Linked DNA regions of Homo sapiens: region 1 is linked to region 2. A link is a loop called in an ENCODE intact Hi-C map of the cell type or tissue named here. Cell type or tissue: PC-9. All regions are shown on one strand. Each heading gives the region's core, and the rest is flanking DNA. Links, peaks and the distances in the headings are about the cores only.

Region 1 (5,000 bases), core at 1-5,000, 200 kb after region 2:
AGAGAAAAAATTCAAACTTCCTTGGACAAAATTTTAAAACAGTATGCCCTGCAGAAGAAGAGGTTTTAGTAGAAATCTTTGTTTTTGTATTCTTTGATTTCTTAGATCTGGATTGGAGTGGGTCACCAAACTTTTTCTGTGAGAGGCCACTAAGTTAATATTTTAGGCTTTGCTGGCCATGCAGGGTCTCCACAATTGCCCAACCCTGCCCTTGTAGCCAGAAAAGCAGCGATAAACAGTGTAAAGCATTGTTTACAAAAATAGGTGGTGGGCTAGATTTGATCTTCCAGCTGTGGTTTGCCAGTCTCTGTCTTGGATTCTAAGCTACTTAAAGTGTGTCCTACCTCCCTCCCTCTGCCCTTCCTCTTCCTCCTTCCCCTCCCTCTCTAATTACTATATGAACATCTGGCACTTCGTACTTAAGCCCCCCTTTTAATGTATATTTTTTAAATACCTAAAATTTCTTCTCTGAAAAATAAATATTTCTATGCTAGTCTGTAGCCAACAGAATGTAACACCCTCCCTGAAAATGCCAACATTACCCGACACAGACTGGGATTAAACAAGTCTAGGCTTCTAGACAAAGAAGAAACAGTGTTTTCTTATCTTTTTGAGTGTACTGAAGCAGAAGTTAACTCTTTGCTTTCAGATGTGTCCCTTATCATCGAGAATTGCTGGTGGTCCTGTATCATTTTATTATAGGAAGGAAGGATGGACACCAGAGAGGGTGGGGAATTTGGTTTACAGGGAATCTTGACCAGTGCCTGCCTATAAAGGGTACCACTGTGAAATCCCCAGCAGTAAGTAGGTTTTCTAAAAATCAAGTGTGTATTTCTACTTGCCTAGGTTTTAGGGCCTTGTGAATGCAAGTCGAATGATAGAGGAAATTGGCTTGGAGGAAAATGTTGGGGAGTTTGGGTTTAGCTGGGTGCAGTCACCCCTAGACTTGGATGTGGAGTGAGTACCCCTGTTGACTTTAACATCTGTGTGTGTCTTAAAGAAGACTGCTACTTTTCTGGTTTATTGTCTATGCCTACAGATGACACGTGGAATAAATTGCACATTAAAATGTCTGACATGAAAATCAGAAGAGCTTAAGTTCATTCCACAGAAGCCTTTTGTTAGAATCTTCAAAGGATGAGAACCAGGATGAAGAAGAGTTTACAGTAGGGAAGTATTTCTCAACTGTAATTGTACATAAAAATTGCCTATGGTGCTTTAAAAAAATACAGAGTCTGGGGACACATGTTCTCGGGATCTCCTAAGGGCTGTCACAGACCATAAAGTTTAAGAAGAAAAAAAAAAAATACAGAGTTTGGGACCTCACCCAAAACCTACCAAAATGAAACTTGTGGAGATGAGGCTCAACAATTTGCATTTTCAAAAGCTCTGTGGGTGATTCTAATAGCCAGTCTGGGACCTTATTGTGGGCCAGATTATGAGAACTACTATAACAGGAAGACATAGACCTGGGCTGGCTCTAATGGAAAGGGGCCTTCTAGAGCGCCTGGGGGTTTTGAACTGTTTGGGTACAGATAACTCTTTTTAGTCTGGATACTTACAGTGATCCTGAAAATGTATATTATGCCTTTTCTCTTTAGGAAATCTTTGGGAAGGCTTTTTTAGAGAACGTCTTTGTGGATGAAAGGGGCTCTCTTTCTCCACATCTCTTAGACCCACTCCAATCCACTCCAAACCACCAGAGAAAGTCCTCATTGTTCAGTAGAAATCCAGCTGCCACACTGGATCATTCCCATCAGCACAACACATGATGTCTTCCCATCTTAAAAAGCAATTTGTTCTTGAACACCCCTTTCCCCCTTCAGCTACCACCTCATTTCTTTATAGAAAAATTACTTAGTGGGCTGGGTGCAGTGGTTCACGCCTATAATCCTAGCACCTTGGGAGGCCCAGGTGGGAGGATTGCTTGAGGCCAGGAGTTCAGTGTTGCAGTGAGCTATGATAGTACCATTGCACTCCATCCTGGGCGATTTAGGGCTCTCCCCTGTCTCTAACAGAAAATAAGAAAAATTACTTGGAAAATTGTTTTTATTACCTGTCTCCAATGCCCCCTTCCCTTGTGCCCAGCATTCTCTATGGCTTTCATTCCTGTCAGTTCTAACAAAGCACTTCAAGGTCACACCTCCAGGTTGCCAAATCCAGTAGCCAATGCTCAGTCTTTATCTTTCTTAGCATTTCAGGAGTATATGACAAAGTTCAGTTGGTCACTCTCTTCTTTTTAAAAGAAGCTTTTTAAAATTTGGCTTCTGGAATTCTACTCTTTTGGTATTCTTTCTACTTCAGTGGCTTTTCTCTCCAGTCTCCTTTTCTGGGTCCTCCCCATTTCCCCCATTGCTAAAAGTTGGTATGTCCCGAGACCCAGTCTGTGTACCTCTTATCTATCTATGTCCATTCCCTAGTTGTTTTCCTCTAATCCCATGGCTTTGAATACTAACTGTATGCTGACGACTTCCAGATTTCTCTCTCTTGCTGCAGCCTTTTCCTGAACTCCAGACTTTTATATCCTACCTGCTGAATTGATATTTTCACTTAGAGGTTTCGTGGGTATCTTCAACTTAGTATATCTGAAACTGAACTCCCAGTTTCTTACTCTCCATCCCCCCATGGCTGCTTCATCATTCCAGTTGTATAAGCCAAAGCTTGCATCCCACATCCAGTTCATCAGTAAAAGTGGTTTGTTCCACCCTCAAAATATGTCCAAAATACCATTATCTGTTAGCTGGATTGTTGCAAAACTCATCTAACTCATCTTCTTGTTTCTCTGTCATCCCTTCTGTAGTCTTTGGTCAGTACAGCAACCAGTCATCCTTTTGAAATGCTAGTTAGAGCCTGTTACTCCTTTGTATAAAACTCTCCAGTGGGTTCTCATCTTATTCAGAGTACAAACCAAGTCTTACAGTGATCTACAGAGCCCTCCATGTTGGCATTCCCTCCTCCTCTCAGCTTCTCTCACCTCATCTCCTAATACCTTTCCACCTTACTCACTGCTGCTTCAGCCGCACTGGCCTCCTCACCACTCCCTGGAACTTGCCAGCATGTGCCTGCCTCAGGGTATTGCACTTGCCATTCCTGGAATGCTCTTCCCATTCCTGGAATGCTCTTCCCCCAGATGTTGCACTGTTTTACTTCTTCAGGACTCTGCTCAGATTTCACCTTATCCATGTCATGAGACCATCTCTGATAATGCTGAATTAAATAGGCTCCCCACAAACTTTCTATTCCCACTTCGTTTTTCACCGTCATCTGACACACAGAATTTTCATTTTTATTTTAAAATCTGTTCCTTACCCAAGCATGCTCCCTACTTTTACTGTAAGTTCTACAAGGTTGAGACCTTGTCTTATTCTCTGCTGATCCCCAGTGCCTAGAACAGGGACTGACACATAGTAGGTTTTCAGTAAATGTTTGTTGAATGAATGGAAGAATTTGGACTTGAGCAATTATCAAGGCCAGTCATAGCTGTTAACCTTGACCTAATGGGTGGCTGTGGTAAGAAATTAATAAGCAATTGTGAAAACTGAGAAAGCCATTTTAGTATGTAAGATATCTTATGGTATTTGTAATTTGTAATTATTTCCTCTTTTAAGGACAGATGTAAACAGTACATGATCAGGGGAATTAGGGACCAAGTTTATTAGGAATGAAACTAAAGAATAAAAGGCACTGTAGCAAAATGAAGGATTGGAGGGGTTTTTTTGTTTTTCGTTTTTGAGATGGAGCCTTGCTCTGTCACCCAAGCTGGAGTACAGTAACACGATCTCAGCTCACTGCAACCTCTGCCTCCCGATTCAAGTGATTCTCCTGCCTCAGCCTCCTGAGAAGCTAGGATTACAGGCACCTGCCACCACACCCAGCTAATTTTTATATTTTTACTAGAGACGGGGTTTCACCATGTTGATCAGGCTGGTCTCCAACTCCCAAACTAAGGTGATCTCCCGCCTTGGCCTCCCAAAGTGCTGGGACTACAGGTGTGAGCCACCGCGCCCGGTGGATTAGAGTATTTTAAATAGCACATCACAGTGGACTTTTAAGTTCACTTAGCAAATAGTTGTTGAATAGAAAAAGTAAACTATTGGTCAACTTTTTGTGACTTTGTGGGATTATTGGAGTTGACCTTAGTCTATTACTATACCACCGTGACTAGGTATTAGAATCTTGTTTTTCTAATTAGATTTTCTCTTTTTAAAAAAACTATTTTTCACTCTTCTGTTATAGATAAAAGCCAAACTATAGCCAGCTTTCAATAGTATATGAATATCACAGAACAAGAAATAGCTTCCCACACAATTATGGTGTCTTTTTCATATCTTAACAATTACACATTTCTGAAATATGGGCTTATGTAGCTTATATTTAATTGCCTTTTTATTTCTTTAGTGTTATAATTAACTTAGTTGCCTTCTTTGTGACTCCGTTAAATCTCATGTCAGTCAAATCCCTGTAGTGGGATCTTTGTTCAGCAGAGCGAGTGGATTTTTTGCCTCAGCTTACACGAGTGGGGGTGAATATTGGCCTTGTTCCTTTAGCCCAGCTCAAGGACTTATTCATGCCTGTAGTCTACCACCATGAATTAGGTCTGGTATTGAGTCTTGGAAGCATGGGGTTTGGGTTAATAAGGCATATTCCCCAGTTCTTGGCTTAAAATTTCACTTGGGAATCTTTTTTGGTGAGTATATCAAATAAAATGGCAAAGATGTGCAGATTAGGATGAATTTATCGTATGTTTTGATAATGGAAATTGTTTGTACCCTCTAACAGTGATTTGCACTTATTTGAAATTACTCTCCAAGGGTGTTTGACATTCTAGTGTTCAGTTAAGAATTCTCTCTGTATGCATATAATGGCTGTTTTATGATCACATTTTAATTCCTATGATAAGTCAATTTTGGCCCTCCAGTTTACTGAAGTGTATATGGCATTTTGGGGCATTGCAATTAGGCAATGCAAGCAGAAAGCTTTTATTTTTTAGAACTTCTGCA
Region 2 (7,885 bases), core at 1,585-6,584:
GGCCTCCCAAAGTGCTGGGATTACAGGCATGAGCCACCACAGCCCGCCTTCATTTCCTTTCTTAGCCATCTCTACATTTTGCTTAGAACAAAGACAATAGTTAAAGAATGTCACAGCAAGTGTGCAATGACTGAAAGTTCTTCCAAAATGAGAGCTTGAATACACACCGTTCCCATTCAGGAAATGGGAGAGAATTCGAGGAAAAAATAATGTAGAAAGTTTTCTGCTTACCACCCCTTCTCTCACAGCACATATCTGCCGGGGTTTGGGGGTAATAAGAGTTGGCAGTGACAATTGAGTCAGCCCTTCTAGAAGTTCAGACAGGAAAGAGTGGCCTGATGTGCACGTGTTTGGTCTGTGGTTGACAGTTTGAAAGTTAACTGGAAGAAAAAGCTGATGTGCCAATTGCAGGAAGCCATGCTGCAGACCTCCCTGCGTTAACAGAATGTGTAGGTACAGTGTCCTCAAGTAAGCAGCTACAATTTGGTGGGATCTTTTGTGCTGTGAAGCTACACTCCAGACCCTCTGAATGTCACCGATGCCATAGGAACAGATCAGAATATGAATAGTTGTGCCAACTTAGGGGTCAGCCCAGACAACAAGAAAGAAGACATTAACTTTAGCCAAGCATGTATTTGAATACCAATTTCCCTCTTTCTGAATCTGGAAACAGAATTGGGACAGGAGGATAGTAAAGAAAACCAAAAATGGAATTTCTAATTTGGAACTGATGTGAATTTTGGTTTTGACTGGGAAAACGGCTCCTGAATTCTACTGTATTTACCAGAAAGACTTAGACTTGAATTACTGTCCAGAAGACAAAAAGGGAAGTTTTTTAAAGTTGTATTTGTGTAACTTTCATATTTGCAGACTGTTCTATTACATGTAGTATAAAATATTTCTGGACCATGTGGGGAAAATTTAATATTGAATCTCAAAGTTAACTGAGGTTACCTGAATTTCTGAGACTATTTTAGTGATAATTTAGCTTCTAAGAAAAGATGTTGAGGAGAGGTGGAGCAAGATGGCTGAATAAAAGCCTCCAGTGATCATCTCCCTGCAAGAACACCAAACTGAAAACTATCCACACAAAAACCTTTGTAAGAACTAAAAATCAGGTGAGCGATCACAGTACCTGGAAAGAGGTATATTGAGGAAAGAGGCACGGAAGAAGGTAGGAAAGACAGTCTTGACTGGCCTACATCACCACTTCTCTATGCCCTGGCAGCGGCCACATGGCGCAGATAGAATCTGTGTGCCTGGCAGTGGGGGAACAGATTGTGAGACTGCGTTGGAACTCAGTGCTACTCTATCACAGTGCAAAGAAGAATTTAGCCCACGCCCATGGAGGAAACATTTATACCTAGCCAGAGATAGCTAGGTATATTGATACCTAGACACCTAGATATTTATAGCCAGAGATGAATTGTCCTTCCCAGTAGTTGGAACCTGACTTCTGGCAAGCCCTGCCACTGCAGACCAAAGTGCTCTGGGGTCCTAAATGAAAGGCAGTCTAGGCCACAAGGACTGCAATTCCTGGACAAGTCCTGGTGCTGTGCTGGGCTCTGAGCCAGTTCACTTCAGGTACACACAACCTAGTGAGACGCCAGCTGGGGCAGCCAATGGAGTGTTTACGTCACCCCTCCCCCAAAACAGAAAGCACAGCTTGTGGCTTCTAGAAGGACTCCTTCCTTCAGCTGAAGAATGGTTCAACATATGCAAATCAACCAATGTGATAAATCATATCAACGGGATGAAGGACAAAAAACATGATAATTTCCATTAATGCTGAAAAAGCATTTGTTAAAATTCAACCATCCCGTGGGGTGGGGGGAGGGGGGAGGGATAGCATTAGGAGATATACCTAATGTAAATGACTAGTTAGTGGGTTCAGCACACCAACATGGCACATGTATACATATGTAACAAACCTGCACGTTGTGCAAATGTACCCTAGAACTTAAAGTATAATTAAAAAAAAAAACAACCATCCCTTCATGATTTAAATAAAACCCTCAAAAAACTGGGTATAGAAGGACATACCTCAATACAATAAAATCCACATATGACAGACCCACAGCTAGTATCATACTGAATGGGAAAGGACTTTCCTCTAAGATCTAGAACAAGACAAGGATGCCACTTTCACCGTTGTTATTCAACATAACTGGAAGTCCTAGCTAGAGCAATGAGACAAGAGAAAGAAATAAAGGGCAACCAAATTGGAAAGGAAAAAGTCAAATTATCCTTGTTTGCAGATGATATGATCTTATATTTGGAAAAACCTCAAGACTCCAGCAGAAAAACTACTGGAACTGATAAATTTGGTAAAGTTGCAGGATACAAACAGACATACAAAAATCAATAGCATTTCTATGCCAGCAACAAACAATCTGAAAAAGAAATCAAGAAAGTAAGTCAATTTATAATAGCTACAAATAAAATAAAATATCTAAGAATAAACTTCACTGAAGACATGAATGATCTCTACAATAAAAACTATAAAACACTGATGCAAGAAATTGAAGAGGACACCAAAAAATGGAAAAATATTCCTGTTCTTTGACTGCAAGAATCGATATTGTTAAAATGGCCATACTACCCAAAGCAATCTACAGATTCAATGCATTCTCTATCAAAATACCAATGACATTCTTCACAGAAATAGCAAAAATAATTCTAAAATTTAAATGGAACCACAAAAGACCCAGAATAGCCAAAGTCATCCTGAGCATAAAGAACAAAACTGGAGAAATCACATTACCTGACTTCAGATTATACTGTAGAACTATAGGAACCAAAACAACATGGTACTGTTTGCCTCCTCAGAGGAAAGAATTTGAGGGGCATAAGGCAGAAGGAGAGACTGAGGCAAGTTTTAGAGCAAGAGTGAAAGTTTTATTAAGAAGTCTTATAACAAGGGCCAGGCCCAGTGGCTCACGCCTGTAATCCCAACACTTTAGGAGGCTCAGGCAGGTGGATCACCTGAGGTCAGGAATTTGAGACCAGCCTGGCCAACATGATGAAACCCCATCTCTACTAAAAATACAACAATTAAGGCCAGGTGTGGTGGCTCATGCCTGTAATCCCAACACTAAGAGGCCGAGGTGGGCAGATCACCTGAGGTCGGGAGTTCGAGACCAGCCTGACCAGCATGGAGAAACTCCGTCTCTACTAAAAATACAAAATTAGCCGGGCGTGGTGGTGCACGCCCGTAATCGCAGCTACTCAGAAAAGCTAAGGCAGGAGAATCGCTTGAACCCGGGAGGCAGAGGTTGCAGTGAGCTGAGATCGCGTCATTGCACTCCAGCCTGGGCAACGAGCAAAACTCCGTCTCAAAAAAAAAAAAAAAAAAATACAAAAATTAGCCAGACGTGGTGGAGGTCACTTGTAGTCCCAGCTACTCAGGAGGCTGAGGCAGGAGAATCGCTTGAACCCAGGAGGCAGAGGTTGCAGACAGCCAAGATCATGCCATTGCACTCCAGCCTGGGTGACAGAGTGAGACTCCATCTCCCAAAAAATAAATAAATAAATAAAAGTTTTATAACAGGAATAAAAGGAAGGAAAGTACACTTGGAAGAGGGCCAAGTAGGTGACTCAAGACGCAAGTGCGTGGCTTGACCTTTTGACTTGGGGTTTTATACACTGGCATACTTCTGGGGTTTTATGTTACTTCTCCCCAGTTGCCAAACTCCTGAGCTCTTATCAGGAAGCTGCTGATCACCAGTTTCAGGTGTTTTCTATTTATTAGGAGAGACTGCCTTTCCTTGGCACTGGCTGTGACCAGTTATTAGTTTAGAGAGACAGTTGACCACCTGACCATCACCTGATGGTTGCCTGACACTCCTGGTGTATTGTGGGGGGTGGGGGAAGGGGCGGAGCTCTCTTCTGCCCCACTCATACCCAACTAGCTACCCACTGTAACATTACTTGCATGAAAACAGGTACATAGACTCATGGAACAGAATAGAGAAATTAAAACAGTTGAACTCATGGAGATAAAGTAATGGTTACCAAAGGCTGGCAAGGGTAGTGGTGGTGGTAGGAAAGTGGGGATGGTTAATGGGTACACAAATATTGTTAGATTGAATGAATAAGATTTAGAATTTGGTAGCACAACAGGGCAACTACAGGCAACAATAATTTACTGTACATTTAAAGAAAACTAAAAGTTTCCTAGCCAGAGCATCAGACAAGAGAAAGGGCATCAGAGTCGGTAGAGAGGAAGTCAAACTGTCACTGTCAGTGATGTGATTGCATACCTAGAAAACCCTAGGTATGCAGTAAGACTCATCCTAAAAGCTCCTAGATCTGAAAAATGAACTCAGTAAAGTTTCAAGATAGAAAATCAATGTACGCAAATCAGTAGCACTGCTATAAACCAACAACAACTCAGCTGAGACTCAAATCAAGAACTCAATCACTTTTGCAACAGCTGCAAAAATAAAATACTTAGGAATATACCTAACCAAGGAGGTGAAAGATCTCTTCAAGGAAGACTACCAAACACTGCTGAAAGAAATCATCGATGACAGAAACAAATGGAAACATATCCCATGCTCATGGATGGGTAGAATTAATATTGTGAAAATGACCATACTGCCAAAAGCAATCTATAGATTTAGTGCAATTCCCATCAAAATACTATCATCATTCTTCACAGAACTAGAAAAAACAATCCTAAAATTCATATGGACCCAAAAAAGGCCGGCACAGCCAAAGCAAGACTAAGTGGAAAGAACAAATCTAGAGGCATCATATTAGCTGACTCAAACTATACTACAAGGCTATAGTTACCAAAACAGCATGGTACTGGTATAAAAAAAAGGCATGTAGACCAATGGAACAGAATACCCAGAAATAAAGCCAAATATTTACAGCCAACTGATCTTTGACAAAGCAAACAAAAACATAAAGTGGGGAAAGGATACTGCATTCAACAAATGGTGCTGAGATAATTGGCAAGCCACAGGTAGAAGAATGAAACTGGATCCTCATCTCTCACCTTATATAAAAATCAACTCAAGATGGATCAAAGACTTAAATCTAAGACCTGAGACCATAAAAATTCTAAAAGATAACATCGGAAAAACTCTTCTAGATATTGGCTTAGGCAAAGAGTTCATGACCAAGAACCCAAAAACAAATGCAACAAAAACAAAAATAGATGGGACCTAATTAAACTAAAAAACTTCTGCACAGCAGAAGAAATAATCAGCTTAGTAAACAGACAGTCCACAGAGTGGGAGAAAATATTTGCAAACTATGCATCCAACAAAGGTCTAATATCCAGAACTCAAATCAGCAAGAAAAAAAATCAAAAAGTGGGCTAAGGACATGAATAGACAATTCTCAAAAGAAGTTATACAGGCCAGGTACAGTGGCTCATGCCTGTAATCCCAGCACTTTGGGAGGGTGAGGTGGGTGGATCGCCTGAGGTCAGGAGTTCAAGACCAGCCTGGCCAACATGGTGAAACCCCATCTCTACTAAAAATACAAAACCTAGCTAGGTGTGGTTGTTGCGCACCTATTATCCCAGCTACTCGGGGGACTGAGGCAGGAGAATGGCTTGAACATGGGAGGCGGAGGTTGCAGTGAGCCGAGATCGCACCACTGCACTCCAGCCTGGGCAATAGAGTGAGACTCCATCTCAAAAATTAAAAATAATAAAATAATAAAAATTTTAAAATTAAAAAGATATACAAATGGCCAAGAAACATATGAAAAATGCTCAACATCACTAATTATCAGGGAAATGCAAATTAAGACCACAGTGAGATACCACCTTACTCCTACATAAATGGCCATAATTTAAAAATCAAAAGAACAATGGATATTTGTATGGATGTGGTGAAAAGGGAACACTTTTACACTGCTGGTGGGAATGTAAACTAGTACAACTACTATGGAAAACAGTATAGAGATTCTTTAACTAAAAGTAGATCTACCATTTGATCTAGCAATCCCACTACTGGGTAGTTCCCCAGAGGAAAATAAATCATTATATGTAAAAGACACTTGCACACGTATGTTTATTGCAGCACAATTCACAACTACAGAAATACAGGACCAGCCTAAATGCCCATCAACCAAGTGGATAAAGAAAATGTAGTATATACATACTATGGAATACTACTCAGCCATAAAAAGGAATGAAATAATTGCATTTGCAGCAACCTGGGTGGAATTGGAGAACATTATTCTATGTAAAGTAACTCAGGGATGGAAAAACCAAATATTGTATGTTCTCACTTATAAGTGGGAGCTAAGCTATGAGGACGCAAAGGCATAAGAGTGATATAGTGGACTTTGGGGACTTGGGAAAAGGGTAAGAGGGAGTGAGGGATAAAAGACTACACATTGGATACAATGTACACTGCTCAGGTGTTGGGTGCACCAAAATCTCAGAAACCACAACTAAAGAACTTATTCATGTAACCAAACACCACCTGCTCCCCAAAAACGATTGAAATAAAATTTTTAAAAAAGATAACTAAAAGTGTATAATTGTATTGTTTGTAACAAAAAGAAAGAATAAATGCTTGAGGTGATGGGTGCCCCATTTATTGTGTGTGGTTATTACTCATTGCATGCCTGTATCAAATTATCTCATGTACCTCATAACTATATACACCACTATGTATACACAAAACTAAAGATTAAAAAAATAAATTTTAAGACATAGAAAAAAGATGTAAAAAGAATCTTTACTTCCTGGGAACTGACTAGAGTTGCCAAATGCCTCAATTGGCCCAGGACTATCTGTTTTCCTAAGACAGAAGAAGTGCTAAAACTGGGAAAATCCTGGGCAAACTGGGATGAATTGGTCATCCTAGGATTTATCTTAAATGGAAGCACTTTTAGGAATTTTCAAACTTTGAAATTCCATATTTCTTTCATACCTAGAAATAAATTTAAGATAAAGGTAACAAAGCAGTTGGCTATATAATCAAATGTTAAATGTTTCTCATCTTAACAGGCATAACTGTAAAACATTTTTCATGCTAACATGTAAAAAATAACCAATAAATACATTATTTTAGTTTTACATTTTTGTGTTAATATAATACATTATATGTACATTATAATATATATCTATTATATAATAAATAATCTCACATCTCAAGTTTTTTTTTTTTTTTTTGAGATAGAGTCTCACTCTGTCACCAGGCTGGAGTGCAATGGCGCCATCTCGGCTCACTGCAATCTCCATCTCTCCCAGGTTCAAGCAATTCTCCTGCCTCAGCCTCCCAAGTAGCTGGGATTATAGGCACACGCAACCATACCCAGCTAATTTTTGTATTTTTAATAGAGACAGGGTTTCACCATGTTGGCCAGGATGGTCTCGATCTCTTGACCTGGTGATCTGCCCACCTCAGCCTCCAAAAGTGCTGGGATTACAGGCGTGAGCCACCACGCCAGGCCAAGAATCTTATTTTTTTAAATATATGTATTTAAATATATATAATATATAAGAATATATACATATTTAAATATTTAAGAATAAGTATATATATTACACTATATATTATTTATATATTTAACTATATAGTTTATAGATTATATTATCTAGTATATAATCATACATAGTTCTTATATATGATTATTAACTTTTAACATATAAAATATATATTTTAAAAGTTAAGAATCATATATATATAATTATATATATAAAGTTAAGAATCTTGAGATGTGAGATTACCCTGGATCATCCAGGCAGGGTCAATCTAATCATATGAGTCCTTAAAAGTGGAAGAGGGAGGTAGAAGAAGGAGTCAGGGAGATGAGACAAAAGAATAGACAAGAGACTCAGAGGAGAGACACTTGATCCACTGTTGCTGGCTTTGAAAATGGATGGAGGCCATGAGCCAAGGAATGCAATCGG

What was found. A loop is a pair of places that touch in the nucleus more often than their neighbours do. Peaks named below come from ENCODE experiments on the same cell type or tissue, not always from the same donor. Only the 100,000 strongest peaks of a DNase experiment are listed, where the experiment ranks them.
Region 1: it touches region 2 in a loop (2.1-fold over the local background); 1 of 110 quality-filtered maps calls a loop at or near these places.

The regions. Positions count from the first base shown.
Region 1 is chr1:183,091,134-183,096,133 of GRCh38, forward strand. The region is part of intron 1 of LAMC1 (laminin subunit gamma 1); the gene reads left to right. Among named protein-coding and RNA genes, the nearest start is that of LAMC1-AS1, 48 kb to the right of the region's middle. In PC-9, for the core only: no CTCF peak of the experiment used is centred there; a DNase peak (open chromatin) is centred at 3,038.
Region 2 is chr1:182,889,848-182,897,732 of GRCh38, forward strand. No RefSeq gene overlaps it. Among named protein-coding and RNA genes, the nearest start is that of DHX9-AS1, 54 kb to the left of the region's middle. RefSeq lists a silencer at 346-395. In PC-9, for the core only: no CTCF peak of the experiment used is centred there; a DNase peak (open chromatin) is centred at 3,664.